Regions from separate parts of the Homo sapiens genome. Here region 2 is linked to region 1. A link is an interaction called in ENCODE POLR2A ChIA-PET data of the cell type or tissue named here. Cell type or tissue: MCF 10A. All regions are shown on one strand. Links, peaks and the distances in the headings refer to the core of each region. The heading gives the core; the rest is flanking DNA.

Region 1 (4,406 bases), core at 407-4,406:
ATTCTCAGATCAGTGTAATCTCTGGCATATATCCTTCTCACTAGATTATAAACTATTCGAGGGCAGGGATCCTATTTTTCCTTGGAGTCTTTCCAGCTTAGAACAGTGCTTAGCATACAAAGATTTGAAGCCTAAAATTCAGAGGCTCCAAGCCAAAGAAGAAAATGGGGAATGGTTCCTCTTTGTCTAAGAGACTTGTAAGGATATAGCAGAGCCATCTGAGGGATGAAGGATGGGAGAAGGTGAAGAAACAAGAAAAGTAATTGCCATGAGGAAGGAACAAGTTGTTGATATATAATTGTATCCCCAGCACCTGATACCAAGCTCATCATTAGTACCCAACAAATATATGATGGATGAGGCAAAATGGAGGTTATAAAATCAGGAGTGTAACAGAAATCAAAACATAATTTGGGGTTGGGCGTGGTGGCTCACGCCTGTAATCCCAGCACTTTGAGAGGCCAAGGCGGGCAGATCACCAGGTCAGGAGTTCAAGACCAGCCTGGCCAACATGGTGAAACCCCGTCTCTACTAAAAATACAAAAATTAGCTGGGCGTGGGGGCGCGTGCCTGTAATCCCAGCTACTCAGGAGGCTGAGGCAGGACAATTGCTTGAACCAGGGAGTCGGAGGTTGCAGTGAGCCAAGATCATGCCACTACGCTCCAGCCTGGCGACAGGGCAAGACTCCATCACAAACAAACAAACAAACAAAACACATAATTTTGTCCTTTAAATATCCAAACAAAAATTACAGATATAATATCACATGCCATTTATGTATATAAATTGCTCACATGTAAAGAAAGATTAAGCTTGCAAACCACGATGTCCAAGAAATCTCTTCTCAATGTTCCAAAACCTTTCTGTTTACGAACTGATAAATATCGAGGCATGTTCTTTTCCATATCAGTCTTGTATAATTTGCTGCCCATCAGGATCTGGGAGATATTACATGGTTGGAATATCAGGTTTTCGTTTAAAGTATGAGAAATATATTTGTATAGAAAACGTACTTGTTTAAGAAATTTTGCTAAATTCACATTTCTTAAACTTTTACTCGTATATCCCACATCATAGTGATACGAACAGAACCTACTTGACACAAGAGCTCAGAATACCAAGTATTTACTCCACAAATATTACTTCCTAAAAAATGATAAAAATCAGGCCTGGTGAAATGCTTAGGATGCAAAGTCAGGATAACATTATAGAAAACATTTATGTTTTGCCCAAATGGTCTCTTAAAAAACACAAACTTCTAGATAAATAAGTTTGCAAATCTGTAAGTCTTGTTCCCCATTTATTTTTTTGTTGTGATTCAGAAATACAAGGTATGAAAATTAGATTACAATTCTGCCACAAAAGCTTCTAAAGTAGCAAACACAACTTTGTGTATCAAAATAGCCATGTGCGCTTTTATCAGTTAAAAAGTCTTTAGAGTTATCACATCAAGCAAGTGTAAAATATAATAGCTACTATCTCCCCTTCAAAATTGCAAATCCACAGTTACTGCACTGAAGTATAATCCGAAGAGCAAGATTTAGTCCAGAATATGGAAGGTTCTGGTTGGCAGGTACTTTTTAAAGCTGACTTACTAAGAACTAAAAGAAATGAGAAATATACAAAGCATCTTATGTCAAAGAGTATGAATATTTAAAAGTGGCCTCAAGTGAGTAATACATGTTTAAATTAGAACCTGATGTAATTAAATGTTTATGTAATTTAGCAAAAATATATATATAATTGCTTTCTTCTAGAAAGATAAAGACATAAAATTCTTTGAACCAAAGCAATATTACCAAATGTTTTCATCACCTAAATACTAGAAACAATCTCTCAAAATTTCACTTGCAATGATCAATAATATATGGTTTAACAGATCCAGATAAAGATTTTTTTTCTTTTTTTTTTTTTTTGAGACAGAGTCTCGCACTGTCACCTAGGCTGGAGTGCAGTGGCGCAATCTTGGCTCACTGCAACCTCTGCCTCCTGGGTTCAAGCGATTCTCCTGCCTCAGCCTCCTGAGTAGCTGGCGCCCGCCACACACAGGCGCCTGCCACCGTGTCCAGCTAATTTTTTGTATTTTCAGTAGAGACGGGGTTTCACCATGTTGGCCAGGCTGGTCTCGAACTCCTGACCTCGTGATTCGCCTGTCTCAGCCTCCCAAAGTGCTGGGATTACTGGCGTGAGCCACCACGCCCGGCCCAGAGAAAGATTTATAACTAAATATATAGAAAAGAATAATTCCCATGATTTTGTTTTTGTAAAAAGAAGTAAGGATTGTTTTCTATATATTTTTCAATTATGAAGTCCTTGAACATATTTGGGGATTTTTATGGCTCAATGTTAATTTTTTAATATACTTGCAAATACATTATAATAAAATAATACAACCAAATCAAAAAGCAGCCACTTAAAAACTGAAATTCACAAAATGAGCTGTTCTTGGCTACATACAGAAGGCCAACATTTAAACTGAATGATAATTAAACGTTTACTACCATAGGTAATATTTACGCACTTCTGGGTCCAATAGAAGGTGTTGAATCAATGTGATCCTTTAAAAACAAAGTCATTAGTTTCCGTAACAATCACACTCAGGGTTGGTTCTTTTTTTCTTCCCCCAGCAGAAAAACAAGTTGTTCAAGCATTGAACCAAAAAATATAAAAAATAGAATTTGCCTTGTAATATTTTCATGTTTTGGATGAAGTCAGCCCATTATGTGAGGCTGCTTAAATGCCTACAACCCCTTATCCAAAACCCGCTGGGCTGGATGTGTTTCAGAATTCATAATCTTTGGGGTTTTAAAAAGGCAATATGGGCATATTTTGAATATTACAAAACACCTCCACAGCATCTAAGGGAAAACCTATAATCAAATCCATGGATATTTCTTCAGGGAAAATTAAGTCACAATGAAGTAGCATAAATATAAAGTACAATACTCTCACATCAGTTCAAGTCAGATTTTGCTGCCAAATGAATTACGGTATCAAATTTAGAAAAACACAAACCAACTTAGATTTCGAAGTTTCTTTGCTAAGGGACTGTAGCCCTTTAACATCTCTGACAAGGAAATTTCTTCTCTGACATGATGGTCTCTGCAAATCTGCTCTCATATTTCAGTGGAAATTGGGATAGGGACAATTGTCTTCTACCGCAAAACAGGGGCTCTCAACAGGTGCTCTTAAATTTATTCGGGTAGTAGATTACCATCTCACTGGAGGCAACAGGTTCTATGAGGATAATTTGAAAAAATATATTGAAATAACTATTTAATGTTATTAAATCAGACACTTTCTTGGACTAGATTCTAATATAGATCAGCAGTAGAAGGTGCCAACATTCGAGGAACATTTATGAGAAAAGAATAAAACTGAGAAACATCCAGACATTAATGCAATTGTTTTCTGCAAATTATAAAAAGCTATGATTCCATTTTAGCAGCTGCACAACGCAACTCGATATAATCTGCAAACTTTGGCTCTGTAAGACTGAAAGATTTATGAAACCATTCTGGCATCAACCCATCCTTACAAGCTGCAATGAAATCATTCCAAGCAATTTATATATTAAATAATAATTTCTTCTGTATCTATCAGTGTTTAAAATATGCTATTCTCAGATCTTAATAAAAACATGGGTTAAAGCCATAAAACATCTTATTTTTTAAAAAGTTAAGTCATTTAAAGTCAAGAGCTTCAAAAACTCAAGAGCAAAAAAAAGGTATGCTATAATTTTTAGGTCTTCAATTTTTGTATAGAGTTTTTATGTTTTTTAAGTTTTATTTTACAATTTAAGAAAGTTTCCTCTTCAAAAACAGAGGTCTTTTCTCACCGAAGTGATCTGGAATGTGCTACCGTATATGCAAGGAAGACAGGTTACAAGATCAAGGTGAAGGCAGCTCTCCTCAAGTCAGAGGAGTGTGAACAATGAGCAGGATGCAACGGGGAATGTTGGCTAAAACTCATCAGAGGCACTTGCTGTCAAAATCCACTAATGAACACAGATCCTATAACCTGGAAACAACATTCAGGGGCCAAGAGGGTTTCCAGGGCTACAGAGTTAGATGAGTGGGCTTCCTTAGCATGTGGTATAAAAATAATGTCTGCAGGTTCAGTGGGAGAGTCACATAAAGAACAGGTGATCATTTTATTTCAAAAGCAACTCTCTTCAAAATCAGCCTTGTCTTTTTTTCTTAATGAGCAAACTTTATACCATCATCAGCCTTTCCTAAAAGCTACATATATGCTCCGAGAAAAAGTCACACTTTTTAATTTTTTCATTTGCTTTAATTAATTCATGAGTTAAGTTAAAAAGTCAAGTCGAAAATTTTAGCTGGTCTTTTTTTTCCTTTTTTTTTTTTTTTACAAAAATATTACAGCAGTATAAGCAAAATTGGAA
Region 2 (4,406 bases), core at 131-4,130, 280 kb before region 1:
TATCATTTAGGGGACCCTCAAGGAACCATTAACAGATTCCACCTTGCACACAGAGCTTCCATTTAGTCTTTGATGATCTTCAATGCCAGACAACTGAGGTTTTCCAAACACACCAAGAGAACCCTCAACACGAGGAGGCCCCAAGTAAACAACTGCAAAATGGAACTCATGCAGGGAAGAGAGAACATTTAAAAAAATAAAGACCCAAATGCTATCCTTAGAAGCAGGAAACATTGCAGTTCTAAAACAAGGATAAAATGCTATAAAATGGTAACAATCAGAGATGAAGAATGCACCCTTGAAATTTAAAACAAATACAACACCAGATTTTAAAAAATTCACTGTAGGTGTTGGTACACAAAGCTGAGTAAATTAATATAAATGATAAAAAGATAGAAAATATGAAAGAAAAGAGACATGGGAGATTTCTGAAAGTCTGATTCATAGGGGTTTCAGAATGAAAGCACAGAGAAAATGGTCAGAAAAAATAATCACTGGGCACTTTCTAACACTGAGACTTAAATCTCTAGACTGAAAGAGCTGACTGAGTTATCAACACAGCAGAAGGAAAAGACCCACATCAAGGCACATTGCTGTGAACAATGAAGATAAATAAATGTCCCCAAAAGCTTTCCAAGCAGAGAAAAAAGCAGAGCATGGCATCAGACTCCTCAACACAGACTCTAGAAGATAAGGGAGCAATGCCTTCTAAATCTGGAGAAAACAGGAATGTAGAATTTGGCTCTGTGCTAAGCTCACTCACATGTGAGGCAAAATAGATTTTCAGGCACACTAGACTCAGATCTCTACCTTCCTTTCCTTCTGTTATCAGAAGTGGATGATCAAGGAGCAAACCTGGAAAGATGAAGCCCTGGGAGCAGGCAAGACTGGTGGTGAGCTGGGAGCATGGGGAGGAGGATGGAGGAGCAGTGGGCCAACCTGGAGCAGGAGGATGGGGGTTTAGGGAGAGGGGAATTCTGGAAAAAATGGGGGGCTCCCTAGATATCCGAGGGTGTCCACCACCAGGGTGAGAAAAGAGGCAGGCAGATGGTAGAGCTGACAGGGTGCTTGAAACAAAGTAAGTCATAAATAGTCATAAAAATATGACTTAATTTAAAATAGTGATCCATCATAACAGATGATAGATGCCATCTGAAATGGCTAGATCAAGAACTTTAGCATCGACGTGTATTACATAGTGCTGTGCAGGTAATTTCCAGAGCTGCAGCTGAAAGGGTTCAAAGTGGTTGCCTCGAGGTATGAGAACTGGAGTGTGGGGAGAGGGAAAGGAGGGGGAAAGAATCACTGTAATTTATTTCCAGCCCTTGGGCACTATTTGATTTTTAACTCCAAGCATGTATGACTTTGATGAAAAACTTTAAACTAAAGGAAAACAACCCCAATGTGATACATGCTACAGAAATGGGAGTAGAAAGATAGAAGTTCTGACTCCTGTGTGGTGAATGGAAGGGAACCTTCCTAGAAGAGGGTTGGTCAGAATTGTGTGACCCCATACTTCAACCCACTTGTGGTTTCATTCATTCATTCACTCTTCTACCATGCACCAGATACTGTCGTAAGTGCTGGGACTGTATCAGTGCATAAGGAGACCTGGATAGTATATCCGTTTCCCATGCCGTTTCCCCCACTGCTGGGAACAGCTCGTGCTTATGTGTCCTTCTCTTGAATCTCCACATAGCACTTTGAACGATGCTGTACTGACATAGCCAGGAAATGCTGATGAAATTAGTCAATGAATGAATGATGCAACCTGTAGAATCTGTGTGAATGGGCAAGTAGCCATGAGGATAAAGATAATTTTCTGGATTTGAAGTATAAGCAATTTCCCCTCTAATCAAATGACTATAAATTTAGGGAAAATTTAGAAATCCAATATCCCAGACAGAAAGATCCTGGATCTCTTCTTAGCTCAGGAACTATATATTCTTGGTTGTCACTTTATTTATCAGTATGGCAAAAGTCTCATCCATAATGGGACAAATGATAACATCTCATAGCATTGTTATAGGAATCATTTGAGACAGTGCTTTGTAAACTATAGAGCTCTATTAACATTTTAATTACTTTTTCCTTGGGATTATAAGTCAATTTTGCCTCTTTCTTTTAGAATAATGGGAGTTTAGAATCATGGCCTTCATGGAGTCCATCCTCTCATTTGGTAGAAGAGGAGACTGAGGCCCAGAGAAGGGCAGTGGGTTACCCAAGATCACACAGCCAGGCTGCGGCAGTGTTGAGACTGGGATCCACACTACTGAGTTTGGTGTACCTTCTTGTAAGACAGCTCAACCCAGTGTGTCTGCTTTGGGTTCAGAGATTTCAATTCAGAATTTTTTGTAAGTTCTATAATTTAAAAGTGAAATCGTGTAATTTAAAAGTGAGAAAAGAACTAGTCAAGTATGAAAGAATTCAAGGTTTTGCATATCAGAAAGTCCTAAGACTCAAATGAGCAAATTATAACAAGTTAGCTCCTGAGTCCAACAGAGTCTTCTGTCTTATTTCCAGTAAAGTGTTGATCCCTTCTTTCTTGAGTGCAGAGCAGACACCAACAATGTGACTGCTTTATGAGCAAACAGCAGTGCAGTAAAACGGCTGTTCTGGTTTCAGGATACTGTATATAGGTGTGTGTTGATGTTACTATGCTGCATTCTGGAAGGACCTGGGAAGAAATTAAGTTCTAGAAAATGAATTACATCCAATAAAGTCTTTGGAAATCTCATTCGAGGAACTCAATTCCCAAAATCATATGTGAATTTATATATTTTAGGAGGCAATGACAGAAAAACAGCTATTATTTATTGAGCTCTTTGCGATGCCAGGCATGGTGATTAAAAACCTGATCAGTATTATTTCCCCTAGTCCTTTCAACAACCATTTTTGAAATGAGAAAACTAAGGCTCAGAAATGTTAAGTGGCCTTCCCAAGTCAGAGAACAAATAAGTTGCAAGAGTGAGATTTAAACCAAGGTAATGTAGTTTTAAAGCCTGTGTGTTGAGTTCTTAGACTATCAGGCACGGAAGAAAGCTTGTTGCTGACTTAGCGACATGACTTAGAACTTGATAACGTCTCTGGAAGAAAACTAAGAGTGCCAGAATGTTACAGTCTCAAAATATACTAAGTGCTAAAAAATTATAGGAAAGACATGACTTTATTTTTAAAAGTGTGGGTTCTATTTAGCCCCTCATTTGGGATTAGATGGCATCGTATGTTTTTAAGAGAAAATCATCTGCGGACAAGGAAAACATGTATTATTCAAAAGCTTGGGGTAAGGTTGGAGAAAGGCTGGGGAGTCAATGCTGAGAACACCTTTCTCCATGGCAGACTCAGACAGGACTGGGAATAATGAACAACACATCCAATGATTTAAATTCCCACCGGCGCTTAGCAATAGTGGCCCCAGCCTCCAATGGCCCCCTTCAGATATGCTCTCCGGAGACACACAATGGAAGTGCACTTGCCAAACCACAGTGGCTTCGAGATGAGTCTACCAGAGCCTCACCCCACCCCAGCCTCTATAATATATGTCATATGATCTATGAGTTATAATATAATTTTATATATTATATAACACATGTATTATTTATAACTCATGTATAGTATATAATATTTTTACTTCACTATAATTAATATATATTTAATATAATTTTAATGTACCTATATTAAATATATTTAATGTACTATATATTATATATGAAATATATATATAATATATAATGTGTTATAATATTATATATAAATATATAGGAGGAGCTTAGGATTATATATAATATGGTAATAAACCCAGATAAATTATTTTTGGGATATTTAGAAACAAAGCCAATCATCAGAGGCCCATCCTGGGTGACTTAATAACTTGAGTCTTCTATTTAAATCACTTTAACAGCCTGTAATCACAGCACTTAGGGAGGCCGAGGCAGTAGGATCACCTGAGGTCAGGAGTTTGAGACCAGCCTGGCCAACATGGTGAAACCCCGTCCCTACTAAAAATACAAAAATTGGCCGGGCACGGTGGCTCATGCCTGTAATCCCAGCACTTTGGGAGGCCGAGGCGGGTGGATCACCTGAGGTCAGGAGTTCAAGACCAGCCTGACCAACCTGGAGAAACCCTGTTTCTACTAAAAATACAAAATTAGCCAGGTGTAGTGGCGCATGCCTGTAATTCCAGCTACTCGAGAGGCTGAGGCAGGAGAATCGCTTGAACCCAGAAGGTGGAGGTTGCGGTGAACCGAGATTGCGCCATTGCACTCCAGCCTGGGCAACAAGAGCAAAACTCCGTCTCAAAAACAAAACAAAAATTAACCCGGCGTGGTGGTGGATGCCTGCAATCCCAGCCACTTTGGGAGACTGAGGCAAGAGAATTGCTTGAACCTGGTATGTGGAGGCGGCAG

The links. Peaks named below come from ENCODE experiments on the same cell type or tissue, not always from the same donor. Only the 100,000 strongest peaks of a DNase experiment are listed, where the experiment ranks them.
Region 2: POLR2A ChIA-PET joins it to region 1 with 6 read pairs; 3 of 35 experiments call an interaction of 5 or more read pairs at or near these places.

Annotation. Positions count from the first base shown.
Region 1 is chr18:63,326,454-63,330,859 of GRCh38, forward strand. KDSR (3-ketodihydrosphingosine reductase) reads right to left here. Exons shown (of 10, transcript NM_002035.4): 10 at 1,273-4,406. Among named protein-coding and RNA genes, the nearest start is that of BCL2, 8.9 kb to the left of the region's middle. In MCF 10A, for the core only: no CTCF peak of the experiment used is centred there; no DNase peak of the experiment used is centred there.
Region 2 is chr18:63,042,029-63,046,434 of GRCh38, forward strand. No RefSeq gene overlaps it. Among named protein-coding and RNA genes, the nearest start is that of BCL2, 280 kb to the right of the region's middle. In MCF 10A, for the core only: no CTCF peak of the experiment used is centred there; a DNase peak (open chromatin) is centred at 1,683.